Linked DNA regions of Homo sapiens: all the other regions are linked to region 1. Evidence: read pairs that join two places in POLR2A ChIA-PET (ENCODE). Cell type or tissue: MCF 10A. All regions are shown on one strand. Links, peaks and the distances in the headings refer to the core of each region. The heading gives the core; the rest is flanking DNA. Region 1 overlaps LPP (LIM domain containing preferred translocation partner in lipoma). Region 2 holds the start of MIR28 (microRNA 28). Region 3 overlaps LPP (LIM domain containing preferred translocation partner in lipoma). Region 4 overlaps TP63 (tumor protein p63). Region 5 overlaps LPP (LIM domain containing preferred translocation partner in lipoma).

What was found. ChIA-PET counts read pairs that join two places held together with the same protein. Peaks named below come from ENCODE experiments on the same cell type or tissue, not always from the same donor. Only the 100,000 strongest peaks of a DNase experiment are listed, where the experiment ranks them.
Region 2: POLR2A ChIA-PET joins it to region 1 with 5 read pairs; 1 of 35 experiments calls an interaction of 5 or more read pairs at or near these places.
Region 3: POLR2A ChIA-PET joins it to region 1 with 8 read pairs; 1 of 35 experiments calls an interaction of 5 or more read pairs at or near these places.
Region 4: POLR2A ChIA-PET joins it to region 1 with 5 read pairs; 1 of 35 experiments calls an interaction of 5 or more read pairs at or near these places.
Region 5: POLR2A ChIA-PET joins it to region 1 with 5 read pairs; 3 of 35 experiments call an interaction of 5 or more read pairs at or near these places.

The regions. Positions count from the first base shown.
Region 1 is chr3:188,831,259-188,836,153 of GRCh38, forward strand. All of the region lies in intron 9 of LPP (LIM domain containing preferred translocation partner in lipoma), which reads left to right. Among named protein-coding and RNA genes, the nearest start is that of TPRG1-AS1, 110 kb to the right of the region's middle. In MCF 10A, for the core only: no CTCF peak of the experiment used is centred there; a DNase peak (open chromatin) is centred at 2,183.
Region 2 is chr3:188,687,020-188,691,914 of GRCh38, forward strand. The region is part of intron 7 of LPP (LIM domain containing preferred translocation partner in lipoma); the gene reads left to right. MIR28 (microRNA 28) reads left to right here and starts at 1,762; the gene lies at 1,762-1,847. In MCF 10A, for the core only: no CTCF peak of the experiment used is centred there; DNase peaks (open chromatin) are centred at 592 and 2,352.
Region 3 is chr3:188,778,783-188,783,677 of GRCh38, forward strand. The region is part of intron 9 of LPP (LIM domain containing preferred translocation partner in lipoma); the gene reads left to right. Among named protein-coding and RNA genes, the nearest start is that of MIR28, 92 kb to the left of the region's middle. In MCF 10A, for the core only: no CTCF peak of the experiment used is centred there; a DNase peak (open chromatin) is centred at 2,169.
Region 4 is chr3:189,834,683-189,838,682 of GRCh38, forward strand. The region is part of intron 4 of TP63 (tumor protein p63); the gene reads left to right. Among named protein-coding and RNA genes, the nearest start is that of MIR944, 6.8 kb to the left of the region's middle. In MCF 10A, for the core only: no CTCF peak of the experiment used is centred there; no DNase peak of the experiment used is centred there.
Region 5 is chr3:188,552,100-188,556,994 of GRCh38, forward strand. All of the region lies in intron 6 of LPP (LIM domain containing preferred translocation partner in lipoma), which reads left to right. Among named protein-coding and RNA genes, the nearest start is that of LPP-AS1, 14 kb to the right of the region's middle. In MCF 10A, for the core only: no CTCF peak of the experiment used is centred there; no DNase peak of the experiment used is centred there.

The DNA of each region.
Region 1 (4,895 bases), core at 459-4,458:
CAGCAAGAGTGCAAAGACTGAGAGCAGCGTGGTCATACCTAGACATTTATCTGGAGAGCAAAATCAAGCACTGGGGCTCAAAGGGTTCAGTCCCAGCAGTTAGGAGAGAGAGGAGTCTCCTAGGAGTAGTTGCCCCAACAGCTGCTAGAAAGTCCTGATCCTTTTTGGTCTGAGCCAACCAGGTCTCAGCCCAGTCCCACTTGCCTCAATTTAAAGTGACATTTTTGGTCTCTAGCTGGGTGCTTCCCCCTCTGTAGCATATAACAAGGATACACTTTCAAGGCAGGGAGCCTGGAGGACAAGGAGATAACCCTGCAGGCCTGGCCACCCAGGCTCTTTCCGGTGTTCCATGTACACTGCATAGATTGAGTGGACACCCAGGTTAAAGAGATCTCTCAGTACTCTTGGATTTTCCTTTACCTTAATTTTGAAATTATAATATTTTAGACATAACTTGTGCAGGATCACACAGTGAGTCTATAGGAGAACTGGATGAGAACCCAAGTTTTCTGACTTTCAATCAGCTCTCTCTCCCTACATGTACCTTAACATGTATCATAAAGATGACTGTTGCCATATGGGCTAAGCCCTCCATTTTCTGAGTATGCTATACCACCTCCTTCCCTCAGAACAATTAACAGAGGATCTCATAAAGATGTGCTATATATGTGTCCCATAGATTTTAATGAGACTTCAGTAGGTGGGAAGGTGTAGTATTTATTCTGGGATATTGGAAGAGCAAGTTGGATAGGACCTTAAATTTTCTACATAGATACTTGTGGAGGACAGGCTCTAGGGTGACTTCCAATGACCCCTGCCTCCTGGTGTTTACATCTCTGTGTAATACCTCTCCTTGAGTGCAGGTGAATCTGTAACTTGCTTCTAATCAATAGAAGAAGGCAAAGGTGTTGGGGTGTAACTTACCATGATTACATGTTGTGATATACGAGTCCATCTCAGCAGATAGAGAGACTCTCCTTGACAGCTTGAGGAAATAAGTGACCATATGAGAGAAGCTCATGAGGCAAGGAGCTGTGAGCAACCTTTAGGAGCTAAGGACAGCTTCCAGCAGACAGCCAACAAAAAGCTAGGATCCTGACTCACATACCCACAAGGAAATGAATTCCGCCAATAATCTGAATGTGCCTGGAAAAGATTCTTCCACAGCCAACCCTCCAGATGAGAATGCTACTCAGCTGACACTTTGATTGCAGCCTGTAAGACTCCGAGTGGAGGACCCAGCCAGAGTCATGCCTGGGCCCTCAGAAACTGTGAGATAGTAAATGTTTGTTGTTTTATGCCACTGAGATTGTTAGCCAACAATCAAAACCTAATACAATAATACCCTTTACTGTTTTCTAGACAGCTGCTATTTAGAAAAGCCTCCCACCCAATAAAAGAGTCCCCTTTATAGTTTTCCAAGTAGGTGGTTATCAGGGTTCTGCTTCACCATCTTCAGTGGCAAGGAACTTCCATTTCACAGGGCAACCATGTGTGTATTACAGAGGCTTGCATGTTGTCAAGTTCAGCTGTGGTCTTCAGCGGGAGCCTAGGACATGCCAGGGATTTCAAGGTAGGCTGGTGAGGGGTTCCTGGTTTTCTTGGTCCTGAACCATCCCAGTGCCATTCTAACAGTTGCAAGTCTGCCTCCTTCATGACAAAAGGACTGGAGGAAAATGTATCTGGCAAGTCGATAACACTGGATCGTTTGCTCCCAGCTTTACCACTTGGCATCAGTGCAAACTTTCACCCAGTTAAATAACTTAATGAGCCCTGCTCTGCATGCTTGCTTCACAGAGTTGTGACGATCAAGTAAGACAGCATCTATGACAGTGTTTGTTGGCTGTAAGTCAGCAAATGATTGCAAATGATGATTATTATTAAAATAATAGTCATTTGTCAGTAAATATTTGTCAAAGCTGGTCCACACTGAGGGAGACAGGCTCTCCAGGGAAACTGCTGATGCAGAGATAAAGAGGAGACCAGCCCCAGTTTGGAATTGCATCACTGATTCTGAATTCCCCATGGTACATTTCAGGTCTTGCTTCAGGAATTTGTTTTTTGTTTTGTTTGGTAGGAACAAGAATCCCCTAGAGCCAGTTATGTTGTCATCAAACTTAGTTGCTAATTAGGCACCAAAGCAAACCTATGCCAGTGAGACAGAGTTGAAACTTGAATTCCTTTCTGCAGGTGGAGCGTTGGATCCTAGAGGCGGTGTATACAGCTTGGCTATTTTGATGCTTCTGCATGCAAGAAGGTTTAAGAGAATCTGAGTAAAGCAATTAGCATCCCTCTGTCTGCAGGCAAAACTGGTTTGGACATGCTTCTCTCTTCTTGAAGGGCTGTTAGAGCCTTGGCAGTGTATCTGACGAAAGATTTCACTAAGCAAAATGTCTTCACTTACAAATCCAGCCACTTTGCACTCTCAGTCAGCCTCAAATTCATTTATTTTCTTTAGAGTTTCCCTACAACCACGAACCACCAAGAATTAAATTAATCCCCAAGAGCCTGAGCAATTATGAGGATGTTGAATCTATCCATTCAAGGATGTCCCAGCAAGGACTGTTCATTCTTTTAACGTAAACTATTTATATGTTTTGATTCTCCTCATTTGGAAGAAAGAAATAAGTTTTCATATATGTATTTTTCAGGGTGTATTTTATATATCTGTTTATATTACACTGTTCACATTACTATTAAAGCATCCCCATTTTATTGTAAGTTTATTTTGCCTGCTTCGGGAAGAACAAGACCAAGATCCCATTATTAAAACCAAAATCTTCCACAAAAGTTTCCTTTTAAAAACTTAGATTAGGAAATTTTCAGTCAGCCAGCCAACTCTATAGCCTTTGATACTTGGTCCTACAAAGTTTTCTTCCCCTTTGGTCTGAATGTTTTCCTTTGTCTGTGCACACTCTATTCTCCTGCCAGCATGATAATACATGCTGCTTTGATATCAAGTGGCGGGAACATATAGAAATGTGCTATTGGTGCTGCAATTTGTATCTTTGTTTTCATCAAACTTATTATTTACCATTTTAGGATTTTTTTGTTTCTTTTTGGGTGTTTTTTTTTTTTTTTTTTTTTTTGGTGTGTTTTGTTTGATCTTGGTTTTGGTTTTCCAATCTAGGCCTGAGGTCCAGTGCTAATTTGATGCTAGTGTGAACTCTCTGAGCCTGGTTCCTTGACGTTCCATTGGGTGACTATTGCAGTGGTTCAGATGTGGTGCTACCAGCCTTCCCCACCAAGGAAGTTGCCTGCTTTCTCATCTTTGATCCTCTTCACCAACTAACCACAACACACCAGTGAAAATTTTAATTTCTCCATTCAGTTCCTCAGTTTCCGCCACCAGGTGGTGAGTTCCTGCGATACAGATAACCTTTTTGTCTTGTTCAGTACAACCTCAGTGCCTAGCACAAGGCCTTGCAGAAAGCTGACATTCCTTAACTCTTTATTTCTGAAATGAATTAATGTTCTTAGGTTCCATGTCTCGTGGACCAAATAATGCAATCCTAGATCTTGCCATAGCATCTGGGACACCACGTATGATGATTTAGGTAATCAGTGAAAATCCATGTCAGCAGCTGCCAATTTACAGATGAATTATGTCCAATGGTTTGGAGATGAATGAGTTTTACAGTTCATAGAGCATGACAAAATTCATCTTAGCCTTCCATTTTATAGATGAGCTAACTGATCTCTGAGAGAGGAACGACCTCTGAATGTCCTGGGAAGAGCTTGTGGCAGAAGTAACTTCTACCTAGTAGTGTATTTTCCTTACTGCCTGTTCTCATTTGATAACAGACCCATATATCAATTATTTGCATCCTTCAATTAACCCACAAGAAGGCAAATTTAATCCAGTGTTAGATAAAATAATTATTCACAGGGTCATAACACTATTAAAGAATAAGCTATGGCCAGGCGCGGTGGCTCACTCCTGTAATCCTAGCATTTTGGAGGCCGAGGGGGGCAGATCACTTGAGGTCAGGAGTTCTAGACTACCCTAGCCAATATGGTGAAAACTGTCTCTACTAAAAATACAAAAAAAAAAAAAAAAATCAGCTGGGCATGGTGGCAGACGCCTGTAATCCCAGCTACTCAGGAGCTGTAGTCCTAGCATTTTGGGAGGCTGAGGCGGGCGGATCACTTGACTACCCTGGCCAACATGGTGAAACCTCATCCTACTAAAAATACAAAAAAAAAAAAAATCAGCTGGTGGTGGTGGCAGATGCCTGTAATCCTAGCTACTCGGGAGGCGGAGGCAGGAGAATCACTCGAACCCGGGAGGTGGAGGTTACAGTGAGCCAAAATTGCACCATTGCACTCCAGCCTAGGTGACAGAGTGAGGCTCCATCTCCAAAAAAAATAAAAAGAATACACTATGAGGCAGTGAGATATAGGGCAAGACTCATGTTAGGACTGCCACAGAGCAGTCAGTAGTGGCAACAAGAAAGGAACGCCCCTACGATGTGACAAGTCTCTACCTTGATATCAATGGAATTATGAATGGGCAGAGAGGCTGTGCCCATTCTTACCTAACAGGGAAGCTGTCCATAAATAAGGTAGCAATTCCTGAATCAAGGACAAGCCTTCTGCCCAGTCTTTATATGTAAAGAAACAGTAGTTTCATTTGAAGGGAAACCATTATAATTGTCTCAGATGTGCATCTTGTTCCAGGGTACTTCTTTGTATTTTTGATGAGGAACCAAAGGCTTTATTATAGATCTTGTGAATACCTGTCAGCCAGGATTTAGAACAAATGCATTTGGGCAATTTTGCCTTTTATTTCAGATAAATTTTATATGTTGTTTCTGTCCAGAATTGTAGGATCATGTTTGGCTTTTCAAAACTGCAGGAAATGTTTATTTTACTTTTCTTTAAAGAAGAAGACA
Region 2 (4,895 bases), core at 442-4,441, 140 kb before region 1:
GGCTTCAATGTCAGGCTGTCTGAAAGGACACAATATCAACAGCTTTGCTGTGCTTGTGTATGAGTCTTTAAATGAATATATCTGGTTATAGCTTATCTCTTTTCTCCATGCTCCCTCATTTCCAATTTCCAGGTAATGGAGATCATCTAGTTCGGTTTCAGCTGCTTTATTTTGCAGATGAGCAAACCCAGTGATGCCTGTGATCTAGATGGAGGCAGATTTCCTCTCTCCCCCACCCTGGTATACCATAGTCTGTTCTAATGCTGGGATCAAGGATGAAAGTGCTAATTTGGGAGTGTCCCCCACTTTCTTACTAGCTGATATGGTTTGGCTTTGTCCCTACCCAAACCTCATCTTGAATTGTGATCCCCACATGTCAAGGGAGGGAGGTGATTGGATCGTGGGGGCCCTTCCCCCATGCTGTTCTCTTCATAGTGAGGGAGTTCTTATGAGATCTGAGATTTTTAAGGCAGTTTTCCTTGCTCTTGCTCGCTTCTCCCTCTGCTGCCACCTTGTGAAGAAGGTGCCTGCTTCCCCTTCTGCCATGATTTTAAGTTTCCTGAGGCCTCCTCTGCCATGCGGAACTGTGAGTCAGTTAAACCTCTTTAGAAATTACCCATTCTCAGGGAAGTTTTTTATAGCAGTGTGAAAATGGAGTAATTCAATGACCCTTTCTTACTGACTCATTGGTCTGATTTCTTGACCAAAGCTCTGAATATTCCCATGTCATCCTGTCTAACCAGCTGTCTTATACTCTTTTTTTTTTTTTTTTTGAGATGAAGTCTCGCTCTGTCGCCCAGGCTGGGGTGCAGTGGCACGATCTCGGCTCACTGCAACCTCCACCTCCCGGGTTCATGCCATTCTCCTGCCTCAGCCTCCCGAGTAGCTGGGACTACAGGCGCCCATCACCATGCCTGGCTAATTTTTTTGTATTTTTAGTAGAGACGGGGTTTCACCACGTTATCTTATTCTTAACAGTGTCTGAGGTATTTTTTTGAAACACAATTCTTACCTTAACTGCCCCAGGCACCACGGCAGAAGAACCATGACCTTGCTGAGAGGCACTGCATGCCAAATGAGACTTAGTTTTTCCAAAGTACTTGGGAGAAGAAAAACAATAATCTATATGATGGGCTTTTGGCCTAAACCCATATCCTTTAGATGACGGAATTTGGCACAGCTCATATTCTGGTTTAAAGAAAAATGTTTTGTTATGATGTCATTTGCCTAATTAATAGCAAAAGAGGATTGAATTTTCCCTATGCAATGTCATCTAGCCTTTGAGATTTTAGAGTTAATGACTCAAATCAATTGTCCTGTCTTCTGTGAAACCTTCCTGATGCCTTCAGTTGGATAAATCTACCCTTGGTGTTCATAAGGCATTATATTGATGCCTCTGATGTTATGCAGATATATCCCTTCTTGGCTTTGTTTGCCCATTCAATGAACATTTGTTGAACACCACCTATATGCCAAGATAGTTGGAAGATGGAAGTGTGGTACACAGAGGATGTGGAAGGGAATCACAGAAGATGAGACTATGAAGGCAGGCCCTTCAAGGACTTTCTAAGTAGTACTCAGGAGTTTGACAAAGAGGAGCTAGAAGAGGTTTGTGAAGTCAGATGAGTAATATAATTAGGTTTGTATTTTATGAAGGGCAACATCTAAATATGGCTTGTCTATTCAGCAAGCACTTATTAAGTGCCTTTTGCATGGTAGACAACATGCTTGATGCTGAAGATACAAGAAAAAATTTAAAATGGTCCTTGCCCTCAAGGAGCTCACAGTCTATTGAGTTACCTTTCTGACTTTCCCACTAGATTGTGAGCTCCTGGAGGGCAGGCACTTTCGTTCATCTGAAAAAGAGCTTAAATTTCAGTGTTAATCCTAGATTACAATCCCGCCTCTATTATTTTAACTTTGTTCACATCTGTTAACTGCTCTGAAAATCAGAGCTAATACTGCCTACCTCATCAGGGAAAGATTAAACGAGAAAAGAATGAGATGTGATTGACACAGCAGGAGCTCTGTGTATGCTATTTCCTCCTCTATCTCTGTGCCTGGTACATGGTAAACATTCAGGACACTTCTGCTGCCTGCTTGGCTGGAGAGCCTGTCTATGCAGCCTCAGTGTTGGGAGGATTTGAGCCTGGGGTCGGCCTGGCACCCAGCTATGGTAGTTAGCAAATCTATCCTCAGCTCAGTCAGTGATCAAATCACTGGCTCTAGGCTGTAAACTAACAGGGCCAGAATTGGGTTCTGGACTCTGAAGCCCAGGCATGCATATTGCAAAAGTCAGAATCGAAGTCATAGGAAAATGATGAAATTTCCTTTCTGGCCAGAATGCTATTATTTCACCAAGGGCAACAAATCTTCTTGGCAGGAAAAGTTGACTTGCTTGTGCTTTGTGTAATCAATTGTATTTGCAAGTGATGGAGTCCTTCTCACAGTGGCTTAGAGGAGGTGTTAACCACTATTCTACTCTCTACTTCCATGAGATCAACTTTTTTAGATTCCACACTTGAGTGAGATCATGCAATATTTATCTTTCTGTGCCTGGCTTATTTCACTCAACATAATGTCCTCCAGGTTTGTTTGACATTTCATTGTTTTCGGAGAATTTTCACAGTTCATTATCTCACTTCACAGTTCCTAATAGTCTCTCTGAGGTCCATATGGTAAGAATTAGTACCCTTTACTATATTTGTTGAATCACAAGTGAGCGGAGGAATGGGTATAGTTGAGACCCACAGAAGTGAAGTGACTTGCCCAAATCCATATAGCTTATTATGCTACCTGTTTGTTAGAGGTTTCCTGTTGTATCAGAAACTAGTGAGATAAATATTAGTAATTTTTGTCCCATTGACACATGATGGTATATCAGGAATTCTGAGCTCATTTTTTTTTTTTGGCTCAATAAGTGACCTTAGAAAATCCAGAATGGGATTTTTAAGTTGAATATCCTTCTCTGACCTGTGAAATCACTGCATCTGTTTCCCTGACTTTATCACAAGGTAACCCAAGATATTGCCAATATTTACATGTGACAAACTCTGAAAGATGTGCATAATGCTCCCAAAGGTCATCATCTTCATACCTACCTTATAAAGTGCAAATGGAATTGACCTAGTCTAGAATAAGCAGGCGAGATGCAGAGAGATTATGTGACATAGCTAGGTCATGTGACTAGTATGCAGCAGGCTTGGGGCATAAATCCTAGTCCTCTGGCTCCCGAGTCCAGTGTTCATTACGCTATGTGACATGTCAGTATTGCTGTTTGCTCGGGGTTAGGCTTTTCCTTTGGAGGTTAGAGCTTGATAACTCTAAATCGATAAACTTCTTAGTATGCCACAGTAATGCTAGCAGAAAGTATTTGTTGAAGCAAAAAATATGTTGTTTCAAGGGGTCTGCTCCCTGAAAGATAAGTTTTTTTCTTTATTTGTGGTTTTACATCTAATTTTTCTAATGTTTCAAAAAACATTCTGTGTTCCTTTAATCTACAAGTTGGAATGGATACGGTGCCCTAATTTTCGTGTTCCCTTTGAGCACAAGCAATAACACATTTTAAAGGATGATAAATAGCTGTGTAAAATGTAGATGGGTTCTATAAATACTTACCAAAATCCCTGTAGTCAGACCCTGGTAGAAGGAGAGAATAGTCAAAGTGTTCTCTCTTTCCACATTCTTCTTCTTCTTTTAGGGGTAGTTTGGTAGTTAAGAACACAGTTGCTAGACCCAGACAGACTCAGACTTGAGTCTTGCCCTACCTGTACTACCTGTTAGATTTTAGGGAACTCCTTAATTTTCATGGGCCTCTATTTGTAGAAGGATGCTAACAATATTATGTGTAGTTTTTAGAACATTCATCTAGTATAATCCCTATACATTTTAAGTAGGTAATTATGGGTTATCTCTCATGACTGTTTTTATCTTCATCTGAGACCCTTTCTTTCTTCCTTTAAGATACTTCTATCCATATTTTTCCCTAGAGAGAAACAGTATTAGCTACTCCTGCCTGTCAGTTTAAGCTACTGTGTCATGACTATTTTGCATTTCTAAGTTTATCCTTACCTTTATCATCAAAGTGCTGACTAATGCAGTATCTGCCACCTTGTGCCTGCTCAGTAAATACAATTTGGGTTAAACTTTATTCATTTTTAGTTATGAGTGCAATATAATGACATAGCTAAAAGTTCGAAAGTAGAGAAGGGATAACAAATAGGTACTGATAATGCCACTCTTGTAATACTACATGTAGCTGACTGGTGAAGGCCATGGACTATAGAGTCATACTGGAATCCAGGCTTCAGTGCCTTGAGTGCTCTACTTAGAAATCTGTGCTTTAATTTCCTTAGCACTGAATGAGGGCAATAAAAGTAACCACCTAATCAAGATGCAGGGTGGATGAAATACATCTGAAGCATTTGGAGTAAGGCCTGGCCCAAAGGTTAGCTGTAATAATAAAAAGGTGGATGGTGACGATGTACATGATGATGGTTTGTGTGTCCCTTTATTCATATTGCCATTCACAAATTACTTGAGTAGTCCTACTTCTCCTGTTTGGTTTATTTGTTGCAAGAAACATGTGCATTAGAAGATTGAAGATGATTGCGCCCACTTGAGGAAACCGGACCCAGAGAGGTGAAATGATTTCCTAAATAGCACCCAGAAAGTTTATGATAGAGAGGAACATAGAACTCTAGCAGCCAGGCTGCTCTATTCTTATTTTCTCTATACTTTTCTTGTTGGAAAAGGACACTGTTGACTCCTAGTTACCATCTAACATTGTGGTCCAAGCTACAGAGACAGTAGAGCACATTAAGTTCTTTCAGTCTGGCTTTTATGCTGGCTTTGTGTGATAGTGCCTCATATCCACTGAAACGTAAGTACTTAAG
Region 3 (4,895 bases), core at 555-4,554, 52 kb before region 1:
CTGAGGAGATATAAAACTTTGTGACTGCCACTAAATTATTTTTTTGAAAAATAATACAGAAATTTGTAAGCAGACACAACAGCTCTAGTTTATCCACCAAATAACAATATAAATGGGACAAGCAAAGAGAAACTGTAATTTGAAGATTTTTGAGTGTGATACTTATAAAAGTGTGTGTGTTTGTGTGTAGAAATGTATTGAATTTGAGAGTAATTTATGGAAAGTGCTGTCAGCATGGTATTTCAAATGCTTCACAATTTGAATTTAAACTAGTCAATGGGATCATTAAGATTATTATGCATGTTTTCCAAAGAGTTTGAATTCAAATGACAACTTAAAAGAAAAAAAAAAAGATGTCCTTGAAAAACTAAGGAATGTTAGTGCACTTATAGAAATTCTTGCAGTTTGGAGTAATTTGCCACCTCCCCTTCTGAAAAAGTACCTGATGATAGTGTGCTTGAGAGATAGGGGTATTGCAGACATATTCCTTAGGTGAGTAAAACTGAATTGTAAAGTGGATGCTATGGACCATGGATTATTTCATTTAGTACGATTGACAGTAGAAAATCAGGAAGGGACGTGCATCAGTGCGAGGCTGACACACAGATCTGAGGATGGCAGAAGCTCACTGAATAGCACACGCAAGGACCCTTCAAACTCATCACATGTGCCGTTTGGTTCCCTTTCAATGGGTCGGTCTTGGAATATGGAGGTCTGCTTTCATTTTGTGCCAAGTAACCACGTGAGCAGTTTACAAAAGATACAAACAGAAGGCTGCTCATTCATTTTTCAAAAAGACTTTTTTTTTTTTGCAATGGAGTTTGCAAAGTGATTTTGCAATGGATTTTGCAAAAAAAATGGATGCCATTTTTTTTAAATAAGTGTAATTCCAATGATGGGAAATTTACTAGCTCTCAAGGCAGCTTTTCCTTGTGTTGAAATCTCTAAAGGTTAAAAAGTTACTTTTTGGAAAGAAGTCTATTTCCTTACAACATGTTTTCATTGGTCCATAGAGAAGACAGCTAATACATCTTCCACTTGGCAGCCTTTTAAGTATTTGAAGAAAATTCTCAAGTCCATCTGAATCTTCTGTTTTGGCTAACTTCTAGTTCCTTCATCCATTTCCAACCTAAATTTGAGCCTAACGAACAGATTTCTTCTTTCTTATTTAAATATATATATATATGAGGAAATAAAGGCACAGAGGGCTTAAGGGAGTTGCCCAAGAACATAGAGCTGGTTGGATGACTGGAATGTAAGGCTGTGTGGCTCTAAACCTTGTCATTTAGACTAGAACACCTATACGTCAGTTAGCTTCCTGCCACTTCTTGTTTTCTGCCTGGATAGGACTTTATAAAGAGTTTGGAAGAAGGGAGAGTTCCGACGAGGTACAGAAATCAGAACTTCCCCTTCTTCCAAACTATATACAAATAATCAGTTAATCAGATTAAAGGACTCTTAGTAACATTGAAATCAAACCTTTGTGTTTCCAGGAGCTCTGAGAACAACAATTTTTTTGGAGCATTGCAATCTCTTGAGTATCCAAAATGATTCTGTAATGATGTCTGTGAGGTCAGAATTGGAGCAGCAAATGGAATTCCTTTAAGGGCTTCCCATCAATGGACAGCTGATTCCAGAAATGGAGGAGGCACAGTTTGTATCCAAATTCATAAGCACAAGTGGGAGAAATTAGGCTTTGGTAAAGAGGGTGACATTCCCAAAGGAATCATCTGTGAAGTTGGGGAAGGAATTCAAGCTCAGGGCTGCTGTTCTCTACCAGGTTCTTCAGCCAGCTGGACATGCTCCCCAGGTTTCTACTCAGTCTGGAATGTTAGTAAAAGTCCACTTCCTCTCCTTGTTTCTCCCTTCTAGTGAAAACGTTCCTCTTCTCTACCTTCCTGACCTCAAGACCATTGTTCCACACATCCCCCCTCAGGATCCCACCCCGCCATTCTCATTCTCATTACATTGTTTCTGGATCCATGTCTTTATCAGATGCAGCCCACTGTCCCTTTCAGAAGATGCCAGAAAATTTACATATGTGATCAAATGTTCCCATCACAACAGTTCTTTCCAGTAATCCCAGTGCTGGGCAGCTGATTCCAGTAATGGAGGAGACACTTTCAGCTATTAGGCAATGGATCACACTTTCAAAGGAGATTGAGCAATCTCCTCATCAAGTTGTACTTAGAGCACAAATCTGGTGCCAAAAGGCACTACCGGATTCAGACTGACAGCACTGAGAGTTTTGAGTGAAAGGGAAGTTAGACTGGTGTTATGTGTATTCACTGGGAGGAACTCACCGGGAGAAATAAAGAGGGTTTCCAGTTTATTCATTGTGTAAAGCGGCTATAATAGTATTTATAGGGGTTTTGTGAATGTCAAATAAAATTATATTTGGAACAGTGGCTAGTGCCATAAGTAGGACTTAACCTTTAGCAATATGTACTACATTAAAAGGAAGGTGGACACATGAGTGATCTCTAGCATTTTGTGACTGGAAGGAAAGAGACTGGATGACCACTCTTCAGAGATGCTATGGACAGTACTTTTGTCAAGGACTGGGAGTGGAGAAAATGACTTATAGTGGTCTTTCCAACATGAAGTTTGTATTAATCCGTTTTCACACTGTGAGGAAGAAATACCTGATACTGGGCAATTATAAAGAAAAGAGGTTTAATTGGCTCACAGTTCCACACGGCTGGGGAGGCGTCAGGAAACTTACAATCATGGTGGAAGGCACCTCTTCACAGGGTGGCAGGAGAGAGAATGAGAGACAAGCAAAAAAGGAAAAGCCCTTTATAAAACTATCACCCCCTGCCTCGGTGCGGTCGCTCACACCTGTAATCCCAGCACTTTGGGAGGCCGAGGTGGGTGGATCACGAGGTCAGGAGATCGAGATCATCCTGGCTAACACGGTGAAACCCCATCTCTACTAAAAAAAAAAAAATACAAAAAAATTAGCCGGACATGGTGGCGGGTGCCTGTAGTCCCAGCTACTCAGGAGGCTGAGGCAGGAGAATCACTTGAACCCGGGAGGCGGACGTTGCAGTGAGCTGAGATCATGCCACTGCACTCCAGCCTGGGCGACAGAGCAAGACTCCGTCTCAAAAAAAAAAAAAAAAAATCTATCACCCCCCTTGATTCACTTACCTCCCACTGTGTCCCTTCTACTTCACGTGGGGATTATGGGAACTACAATTCAAGATGAGATTTGGGTGGGGACACAGCCAAACCATATCACACATGAAACACAGAAAAAGGACATCTTTTTACATGGATCTTCTGATATGCTTGTACCAAAGCCCACAGTATATCCTGTCTTCTTGAAAGAGTATCATAGTTATTCATTTGCCTTGGATGGAAATAATGTTGTAATACCAGTTAATACTTTTTTCAACTAAAGGGAATTTGGCTTCATCTCCAGTTGCAAATTCACATCAGGAAATATCAAATCCAAAGATCAAAACTCAGTATCTCATCACTTTCAGGACCATCCTTGCCACTTGTCTCAGGCATCATGTACCTGGAAGCTGAAAAGCAATGTACAGAACCTTTGAATTGGAGAGATATCAATTTGAACCCAGATCCTGCTACTTCCTACATTGTGAAAGGGATCAAGTTTCTTTAGTTCTCTAAAGCAAAGGTTTTTCATCTATAAAAGGAGGTTAATAAAAGGGAATACTTATCATGTTGAATTAATGGGAATATTAAATGAGTTTATGTGGTTTAATTGCCTAGCACAGTATCTGCCTCCTAAGATATGTTTAATAAATGCTAACTGTGACTATAGAGATTTACCCTGAAGATACCTGTCATGTCATGCCTTCTCTGTCAAATAGATCATGAATGCAGTTCCTAGCCTCTCTCTCCTGTTATACCCTCCTAGCAATATTCTGATGCAGATGAACCCAGCCACTTGTCTTTTGCTTGCCAGAACAGCTGAATGTTGCTGGGAAAAAAAAAAACAAAACACAGCCGGGCATAATCATATCATTATAAGTTGTGACCAGCCTTGACCTGCGCCTTGACCCCACCCACAGCCTACATTCTTACACCCTGCTCTCAACTGTTTCAGACATTCTCTACTGTGACTTCTATCTCCCTTCCCCACTCCTTCCTTCTCAAGGGATGCCCTGGCCTCATTCTTCATAGTGAAAATGAAAGCTGCCAGAAGAAACTCTTTCAGCTTCTGCTCTCAAATCTGTGCCCATCCTTTCTGTCCCTTAGTGCCTATCAGATTATCAGTTGCCAATTGGTCTCCATGTATCTCTGGTCCCTTTTTCCCCTGTCTTCTGAGTGCCCTGGCTCCATGGATCATCCATTCTTTATCCTACCCAATGGGATTCTTCTCGTCAACATCCATTTGTGCCCCAGCTTGGCCCATATTTTCCCTCCATTGACTCCACAGCTCTCTGTAGCTATTGCTTTATCCCTTCCTTCACAGCCAAACTCTGGAAAGTTGGATATTAGAAATGCTGTCTCCACACTATTCACAATAGCAAAGACATGGAATCAACTTAAATGCCCATCAGCGACAGACTGGATAAAGAAAATGTGGTACATATACCCCACAGAATACTAAGCAGCCATAAAAAAGAATGAGATCATGTATTTTGCAGGAACATGGATGGAGCTAGAGGCCATTATCCTTAGCAAAGTAATGCAGGAATAGAAAAACTAATGCTGCTTGTTCTCATTTATAAGTGAGAGCTGAATGATGAGAACACGTGGACACAAATAAGGAAACAACAAGCACTGGGATCTACTTGAGGGTGGAGGGGGAGAGGAGGGAGAGGAATGAAGATAGCTGTTGGGTACTGGGCTTCATACCTGAGTGGTGAAATAATCTGTACAACAAACCCCCATGACATGAGTTTGCCTATGTGACTAAA
Region 4 (4,000 bases), core at 1-4,000, 1.0 Mb after region 1:
TTAAGACCATAAACCAAGTGGTGTGATGAGAGAGTTTGGTGCTCTAGACAGAGCAAGCACACCCTTTTTTCATAAGAAGCACAATTCTTAAATCTCTGCACCTAAATCTTTCCTTAGGATGGGTCAGTTTTTTGGAAAAAGCAATTATATATGTTTTGATATTTTGTTGAAACATAATAGATGTTGATTTCATATGGTTTTTTTCCTTTTTTTTTTTTTGTCTTTGCTAAATGTCAAACGGTACATTTTTTCTAAGCTTGAAGACAGAGAACTGGGTCATATGTCTCTAAACATTTAAATCTTCACTGAGATAGGGAAGAGTGACCTGATCTTATGGATCGTCCGAGTCCTGTGAGACAAAAATGCTGGGTTTTTCATGCAGTCCCTAATTCACTTTGACCTTGGTGGAGGGAGTCAAATCTCCTAGTTTGAGATCCCACACATATAAAGCTCTAGAGTTTCAGGATTAAAATCTTCTTAACTTTATATTCTCAGATTCTGTATAGCTTATTAAACTAGATGGAGGGTCTAGTTATACTGTCTAGAAGGACATAGATGAATAGTTATATTTTATAAAAATTAAACTCCTAATGATAAAAGGCTAAATGGGGAGAGAATAAATTATAGTTTATGAAGGCATGTAAAACAAAAGATGTCTGCCAATTTCCTCTCTTTGGTTCTCTGACTGGGAATAACTGTATCGTTTTTACTTTTTTTGTCCTAACTGTGTCCTAATTGTAAATGAATCTGGTGCCCAGTAAAATCAAATGAATAGAAATACTTACCATGGTGTGTATATACCAGCCTCCTGGTGTCTCAGATATAATTAACATAATGAAAGCATTGCAATACATTCTTACCGAAGGCTCAGTTCCTGTCCTGTCAGCAACTGTTTGCCTACAACTAAAGCAAGTCTGGGTTCAAAGCATTTTAAAATGTTCCAAAAAAGTGGGGAAGGCGGCTGGGTGCAGTGGCTCACACCTGTAATCCCAGCACTTTGGGAGACCGAGGCAGGTGGTCAGGAGTTCGAGAACAGCCTGGCCAACATAGTGAAACCCCATCTCTACTAAAAATACAAAAAATTAACTGGCCATGGTGGCAGGTGCCTGTAATCCCAGCTACTTAGGAGGCTGAGGTAGGAGAATCACTTGAACTCAGGAGGCAGAGGTTGCAGTGAGCCAAGATCGTGCCATTGCACTCCAGCCTGGGCCACAGTGCGAGACTCCATCTCAAAATAATAATAATAATAATAATAATAATAATAATAATAATAATAATAATAATAATGTAAAGTGGGGAAGGCAAGATTTGGCTCACGCGTCAGACTTCCTATCAATGGGTCTATCTTTGAAGCAAGTGCTCAGAGTGTCTATTCCTTTGATCACACGGGTAGTGGTTTATTTCCATGAGTATTTGCTGTTTTCAGGAGATTTCACTTTGGGTTTTGTCCATATTCCACATTCAGGAAACTGTTAATTTTGGAAGAAGAGATTGTTTTTACTTGGTTCTTCTAAGGAAATTAATCAAATGTACACGTGCAACTTAAAATCAAAGAATCCCTGTTTTAAGAGGAGTTTTTCTTATTTCAACTGGCAAACAATATGAAACTGAATGTACCCAAAGTGTTGGAGGTTTACAAACATGATCAGCACTTGTTAATGACAATTTTCTCCTAAGAAAATGGAATGCTACCTTCTAGCATGGGGACTTGTAGGCAGTATTTCTGTGTTTGCTAGCCTTGGAAAGTATAACTCTTATAGGGTTGGGCAAAGCAAAGCGTTTTTGCTTTGTAACCTGTAGAAATGATTACGTAGTGTAATTTGGTTATTTAATATAATTTGTTAATAATTCTCATTCATCTACCAGAAACTTAAAACTTGGTACTATCCTGCTAATTTGGTTTTGGTAATGTCTCTTTTCCCTAATTTTAATATCCCTGTTCCTTGGCAAACCCATCCATACACCTACCTGTTGTTCAACTGGTGTGATAAGCCCCATCAGTGCTCCTAGACATTTTCTTTTCCTACTCTTCCTCTTCAGTGTCAGGCAGAAGGATCTTTCTAACACTCGCCTCAGTTCATGGATTGCTGATGGTCCATTGTTGGTGACTGCATGATGACCTGTAAGCATGTCACACTCTGACCAAAGTGTTTGTATTTGGCCCAATTCCCCACGGCTAATAATAATCCCTTTCTGTTTGGAAAATGTCTTATATTTTTCAAAACACACACATATATGTATTATCACATTTAATCCTCATAACAAACCTGTCACATTGGCAGGTGTTATTCTCACTTCTCACATGCAAAGTTATGTAACCTTTCTTGAGATTATACCTCAGTTTGGAAAGTAGGGGAATGAGCCTTCTGCCTCTGTGAGTACCGTGTTCTTCACGGTGTACGATGCTTCCAAATATATACTCTTCCCAACAGGCAGAGGTGGTGTTTCGCAGTCAACAAAAGATGATTTTTGTTTTGTTTTCCCTTCTGCATGCCCTGTCTCCTGCTACTTCCTCTGTTCAAAACATTTTTTTTTTCTCTCTCTCTCTCTCCTCTCACTGCTGCCTACCAAAATTATGTCACATAATTTGGCTATTTAATGTAATTTGGTTAATAATCCTCATCTATCTACCAGAAACTTAAGAGTTGTTATCATCCTGGCAATCTACCTTGAAGATTGGCAAAATGTTAGTTAACTATTGAATATAGATGATGAGCATATGGAATTAAATTTGAAATTTCCAATTTCAGGTTCCAAAAATCCAATTTCAAATTAAGAAATTTTAAATTTAAATCTTAAATTAAGAAATTTAAGAAACTTCTTAAAATTTTTACTTATCCTTTCTAGCTAGAGTTGCCAGATTTAGCAAATAAAAACCAAGGATGTCAGTTAAATGTGAATTTCAAATAAACCATGAAAAAATGTTTAGCATAAGGGAATCCCATGCAATAGTTATTACTTTTGTTTTATTTTGTTTTGTTTTCTTGAGACAGAGTCTCCTTCTGTCACCCAGGCTGAAGTGCAGTGGTGCAATCATGGCTCACTGTGGCCACTACCTCTCAGGCTCAATCAGTCCTCCCACTTCAGCTTCCTGATGGCTAATTTATGTATTTTTTTTTTCTTTAGGGACAGGGGTTTTGCCATGTTTCCCAGGCTGGTCTGGAACTCCTGGGCTTAAGCAATCCTCCCGTCTTGGCCTCCCAAAGTGCTGGGACTACATGCATGAGCCATTGTGCCTGGCCAATATTCCTTACTTATGCTGAAAAATTTCATTGCTTTTACAATTAAATTTTAATTAGGCTGGAGATTATCTGGTAACCCCATTCCCAGCTCAATCACCAACTCTCTAAGCAGAAGGAAATTTTTCATCTCTCTTGCCATAGTGAGGTCAGGATTAGTGAGGTGACAAGATTAAATATGAGCTAAGCTATGACACTTGTTTTCCACAGTTTCCTGAGCCCCCCTCCCTCCTTTTCTCTTTCTTCCTTCTTACCTCCCTTCCTCTCTCCTATTTATTCTTCCTACCTTTTTGTTGTTGCTGTGAGTGTCTTCACCTGTTTCCTTCCTTCCTTTATATTCCTGGTAATGTTTCAAATTTATTGGCATGGGCAGCTTCTCATAATAGGTTTGTTTTTATTATTTTTCTTGTTATTACTAAAACATGTTAATAGATAGATTCTAACTCTATGGCACAACTAAGACAGTTGTGTTACATTCTTTTCCGTGTTGGGGCTAATTAGAATATTAAGTTTACAAAGAATGCAGAAAAAGCGAACAAGATGAAGCACGTTTCCGTCTTAAACAAATGAACTCTAAAGAAATAGGAAGTAACATGATGACAAGCTTTTAAGAGATGTTGCAAGTAGAGGAAAGGGTTTGTTTAAATCTCTCCCCAAGCACCCCCTACACCTACCCCCAGCCAACACAGATGCTTATGTATTAGTGGCCCACACGGTACCTAATTATCAACGATGGAAATAGATGTCTCAAAATTGTTTCA
Region 5 (4,895 bases), core at 453-4,452, 280 kb before region 1:
AGATTTTACTTGATAATCTCCAAAATTGTGACCAGCTCTAATGTTTTACAATTCCCAGAATTATTACATCTTAACTTCTCCCTGAGAATTATTTACTGATCACATAGTAGAACTGAAGTGATTTCTACAGTAGCTCTATAGCTAGCAACCCAGCATTGGATAAACTCAAGGAATGAAAAATCTAGTGTGTGCTGGGGTTGGGAGGGTAGTCATATATTACTGATTTAACTGTCATCTGGAAAACTTTATGGGAACTAAGTAGAGGATGCCATAAGGACCATTAACTGCTCCTAAGATATGATGAGCAAAGACTGGAGAATAGGAGTGGGCCTAGTCTACAGATTAGTTTTCTATTATTGCTGTAACAAGATACCACGAAATTGGTGTCTTAAAACATCACAAATTTCTTATCTTACAGTGCTGTAGGTCAGAATTCTAGTCCAGGACTCACTGGGTTAAGATGAAGGTGTCAGCAGAGCTTCGTTCCTTTCTGGAGGCTCTAGTCATAGTCATTACCTTTCCCAGCTTCTAGAGGCTGCCCATATTTCTTGGCTCTCGGACTCTGTCTTTCTAGTGACATTGCATTTCTCTGACCACTCTTTCATAGTCATGTCTCTCTGACCACAGCTGGGAAAGATTCTTTGCTTTTAAGAACTCATGTGATTAGATGAGGCTCACCTGGATAATTCAGGCTAATCTCCCTGTCTCAAAATCTTTAACCTTAATCACATCTGCAAAGTCTTTGTAATCAACATGTTCACAAGTTCGAGGAATTAGAGTGTGTACATTCTTGGCGGGGTGGGGAGGGCTGTTCTTATGCTTATCACAGTCTGTTTTTAGGAAAGTAGATAAGTTCACAACGTTAATGCATGGAGGCTGAGATTGTGAGAAGAAATGAAGCAGCCAGTCATAAAGTGTGTTTCGTGCTAATGTAAAGAGTTCTGAAGTTATTCTGATGGCCATAGAGAGCTATTCAATTCTACCTAGTAGAGGAATATTTAATCTATAATGATGTCAAACAATTGAAGTGGGTAGCTTGTGGTACCCAACCATCCTTCGCATTTTAAACATGGGAAAATGAAGACTATTTTTTGACTCAGTATACTTGGGACACATATTAGTGCCATGTACCTATCATTATTTTCCCATATCATGTGTTTTTCTACCCTTTCCTCCTACTTGTTTTTCCTCTAGCCTGTGAGAATGCCATTCATGATTTATAATGTTCTGGGTAAAAAGTTCAGGTAGACCTACATTAAGCAAAGGTAACTCAGATTTGGAAGACTGAAGCTTGGTAGCAGGGAGGGGGTTACTTAGGACAGAGAGATGCCTTGGAATGGCCGCACATTGAGCTCGTGCATGTTGGAGCTGGCATTACCCATGTGAGGAGGTGGATGACCTGTCTATATATTCAACACTAGCTTTTCTTTGAGATCCCCACAAAACAGATCTAGGAAATCTAATGAAAGAATTATCCCTGCTACACCGTGTTTTTAACATAGGAACGGACAGTTAACTTGTGTGTTTGTTCAAGAATGATTCATAATGCAGAAGATGAACTGGTGAATAGAAGAAGCCTAGTAAATTGGAAGATTCTCTTGATGAAACAGAGAAATTGAGATTTATTATTCAGTCACTTCCAATTACACTGTTGTGTTGCAGAGGAAAGCAGCTAAACAGGATGTTGGCTGGTAACACCAGCAAAGTGGAATCAACCTCAAAGGAGATGGTGTCAGAGTGGTGTTCAATGCCTGAGCTTCTACCGAGTGAGTCACTTGTGTGAAAATGTCTTGACACAGATAGAATTGAGGTGCCCACACTATATCTGATCACAGAAATGTTAATGCAGAATAGCAAACTGGCTTTCATCTTCATGGGATTGCAGGCTGGGGGATAAAAGGGGGTGCATTTTTAAAGGTCATCTCTATTGCTTATGAGAAAACAATGTATCACATCCCATGCATCTGTGAGACTGTATATCAAGAATCAGAAATAAATACATTTGAAGGAAAACTGCAAGTTGTTTCTCACGTGTGAATTTGATGCTTTTTTTTAAAAAAAAGAAAGATTTTCTGGAAGAATTTAGCCTCCTGAAAACTTGTTTCTTCTGTGTTGTAGTTGATAATATCTACCACCCACTGTGGTGCATGGAGAGGAAAAACCTTCTATCCCCTACTTTATGTGTTATTGATGTGACATAATTTTTCAGAATAGCCACACAATTTCAAATGTGACTTCTTTTCTAACTTGCAAATAGAGCTGACAACAGCAAGATATGTCCTGTAAACAAACCCCAAAAGAATATTTTTGAACAAGTTGTAGTTCAATTTATACCAGATTATGGAACACTAGAGATTTACAGTGATGCGTTCTTTTATTTAGATGGAATAGGAGAACCCATAGAGTTGAAGCTGTTTGTCTGAAGGTTTGCAGCAGATCAGTGGCTCTGCCAAGCCTGCAACTATCATCACCTGACTCCAAGTTACTCTCTTTCTAGTCCAGCACAGCTGCCTCCCAAGTTTAATAGTCTATGACTCACAATCCAAATCTATGGTGACATATAATATTTTACTTTGATTCCAAATCAACAAGCCAGTTTTAGAAGTGCTTACACTGCTGCATTACTTTTTATACTATTGGGTTCTTCAAGTTGAGTCTTATTTCTAGAACTCCAATAAGAATAACCAGAGGAGTCATTTATTTTGTTATTATGACATATTTATTGAAGACTTATTGGGTGGCAAGCTGTCTTATAGAGGGTGAGGGTACAGCTATGCATAAAACAATGTGTATTTTCTTAAAAGAGTTTATATTACTGTGGGAGAGGCATAGTAAACATGTTAGGTTCTATAGAGAAAAATAAAGCAAGATAAAAGTGAAAGAGTGCTTTGGGTTGAGTGGAGCCATAGTTGCTATTCTGCACAAAGTGGTTAAGAAAAGCCTTAAGAGGAAGAGATATTTGAGGAGAGATCTCAAGGAGGTGAGGAAGTGAGCTCTGCAGATATTTGGGATAAGCATGTTATAGACAGAGGGAAGCACAAGCGTGAAAAGTCTGAGAAGATCATGGCTGGCATCTGGCATTTTTAAGAAAGAGTGAAGTAGCCAAGGGTGCCTGAAGCCAAGTGATCCCAAGGAAGTGAGGAAAAATAAGGTTAGGGAGGTAGCAGGGGCCCTCATGATCACATAGAACCTCATAGGACCTCTTATTCTTAGTTTAAGTGAGATGGAGAGCATTTGGAGTCACATTATCAGGCTTATGTTAAGGATCACTCAGGCAGCTTTCTGTAGGCTATGTGGTAATCCAAACCAGAAGTGACAACACAAACTAGAAATTACAATCAAACTCAAAATGATAGTTGGTTGGACTTGGTAGGTATAGTTGGTGTTGGGGAGGGGATAAGAAGTAGTGGGATTCTGGATATATTTCCATTGCAGCCTCAACAACTATTGTGAGCAGATCAGATGTGGAATATAAGAGTAATAGAAGAGTCAAGAATGGCTCCTAGGTTTTTACCCTGAGCAAGGAGAAGAATGGAATTGCTATTTAGTGAGATTTCTGGAGACAGGAAGATTAATTTTGCTTCTGTTTTTGTTGTTTAGAAGAGAAAGGAGAAAGGATGATCAGCCATTTGGCTTTGAATATGTTATATTTGAGCTATCTTTTAGAGATTCGAGTATTGGTTGAGTAGACAGCTGTATATTTGAGTCTGGGGTACAAGGGCAGGCTCTTGACTTGATATAGGTGTAGGTGTCAGCAGATATACATTTAGAGCTTTGAGCCTGGATCATATCACCTAAGGTAATGGAGGAAGCCATGAATATTTTGATGTCATGGAGAAAATAGAGGAACTATTAAAGAATGCTTGGGACAAGAAACACTGAGGTAGGAGGAAATGCAAAGGACAGTGGTGTCCAGAAATGAAGTGAAAAATGTGCTTCAAGAGTGAGTGTGTGATCAAGGTATCCACACCATTGGATCAAATGCCATGAGGATTAAAAGTTGGACCAATGGATCTAGATCTTAGTTGAGGATTGCCTTGATAAGAACAGTTATCGTTACTCTTCTGAGCTATTTGCTCACACTTGCCTTACTTTTTGTCAAAGTCGAGGCCCCTCTAAATATTGGTTAAATACAAGGGCTCTGGAGTTGCCCTGTCTGAGGTCAAATCCTAGTTTCATATTTACTAGTTGTTTGAGCTTGGAAAGTTTAATTAACCCTTCTGTGTGCTTCAGTTTTTTTTGTTTGTTTGTTTTACTTTTGAAAGGAAAGAAATGATATGTTTTGTCTCATAGGTTTATTGGGAAGATTGCAAAAATTAAACATATACCATAGTGTCTGTCATATAGTAAATTACCAATAATTGTTAGCTCTAGTGATTAAGAATAAAATGATCACTAACATCTATAAAATTACACCTGACTTATATTTCCTTCTTACCCTGAAAATCATACAAACTCTTTCTAGAGTTGTGCTTGAGTCGGTTGCACTATTTTCTGCCTTTTTGTTTTTTTGGTTTGATTTTTTTTCAGTTTTTTTAATCATTACATGAATTAACCTCATTATGATCTAATTACTTCCACATAGTTCTCCAGATTGTGAATGCTCTGCGAAACCATAGCTTGTTCATATCTTAGAACCTTATGCAAGGGTTGGCACTTTTGGCACTTCAGGCTTGAAATCCAGGTTTCTGAATGCCCTGGTGATTGATTGACATTTCACCTTCAAGGTCATTCCAATACTTAATGTAGAAGTGATAGGGTAAACTCTTAATTACTGGAATTACCTATAAATAAATAAATGACTTAAATTTCCTAAAATAATAGTTAATGTCTTGTTAATCTGAGTTCCTTTTCTCTGTAAATTATTTCACAGGCATGACCCTCTGTAATTTTCT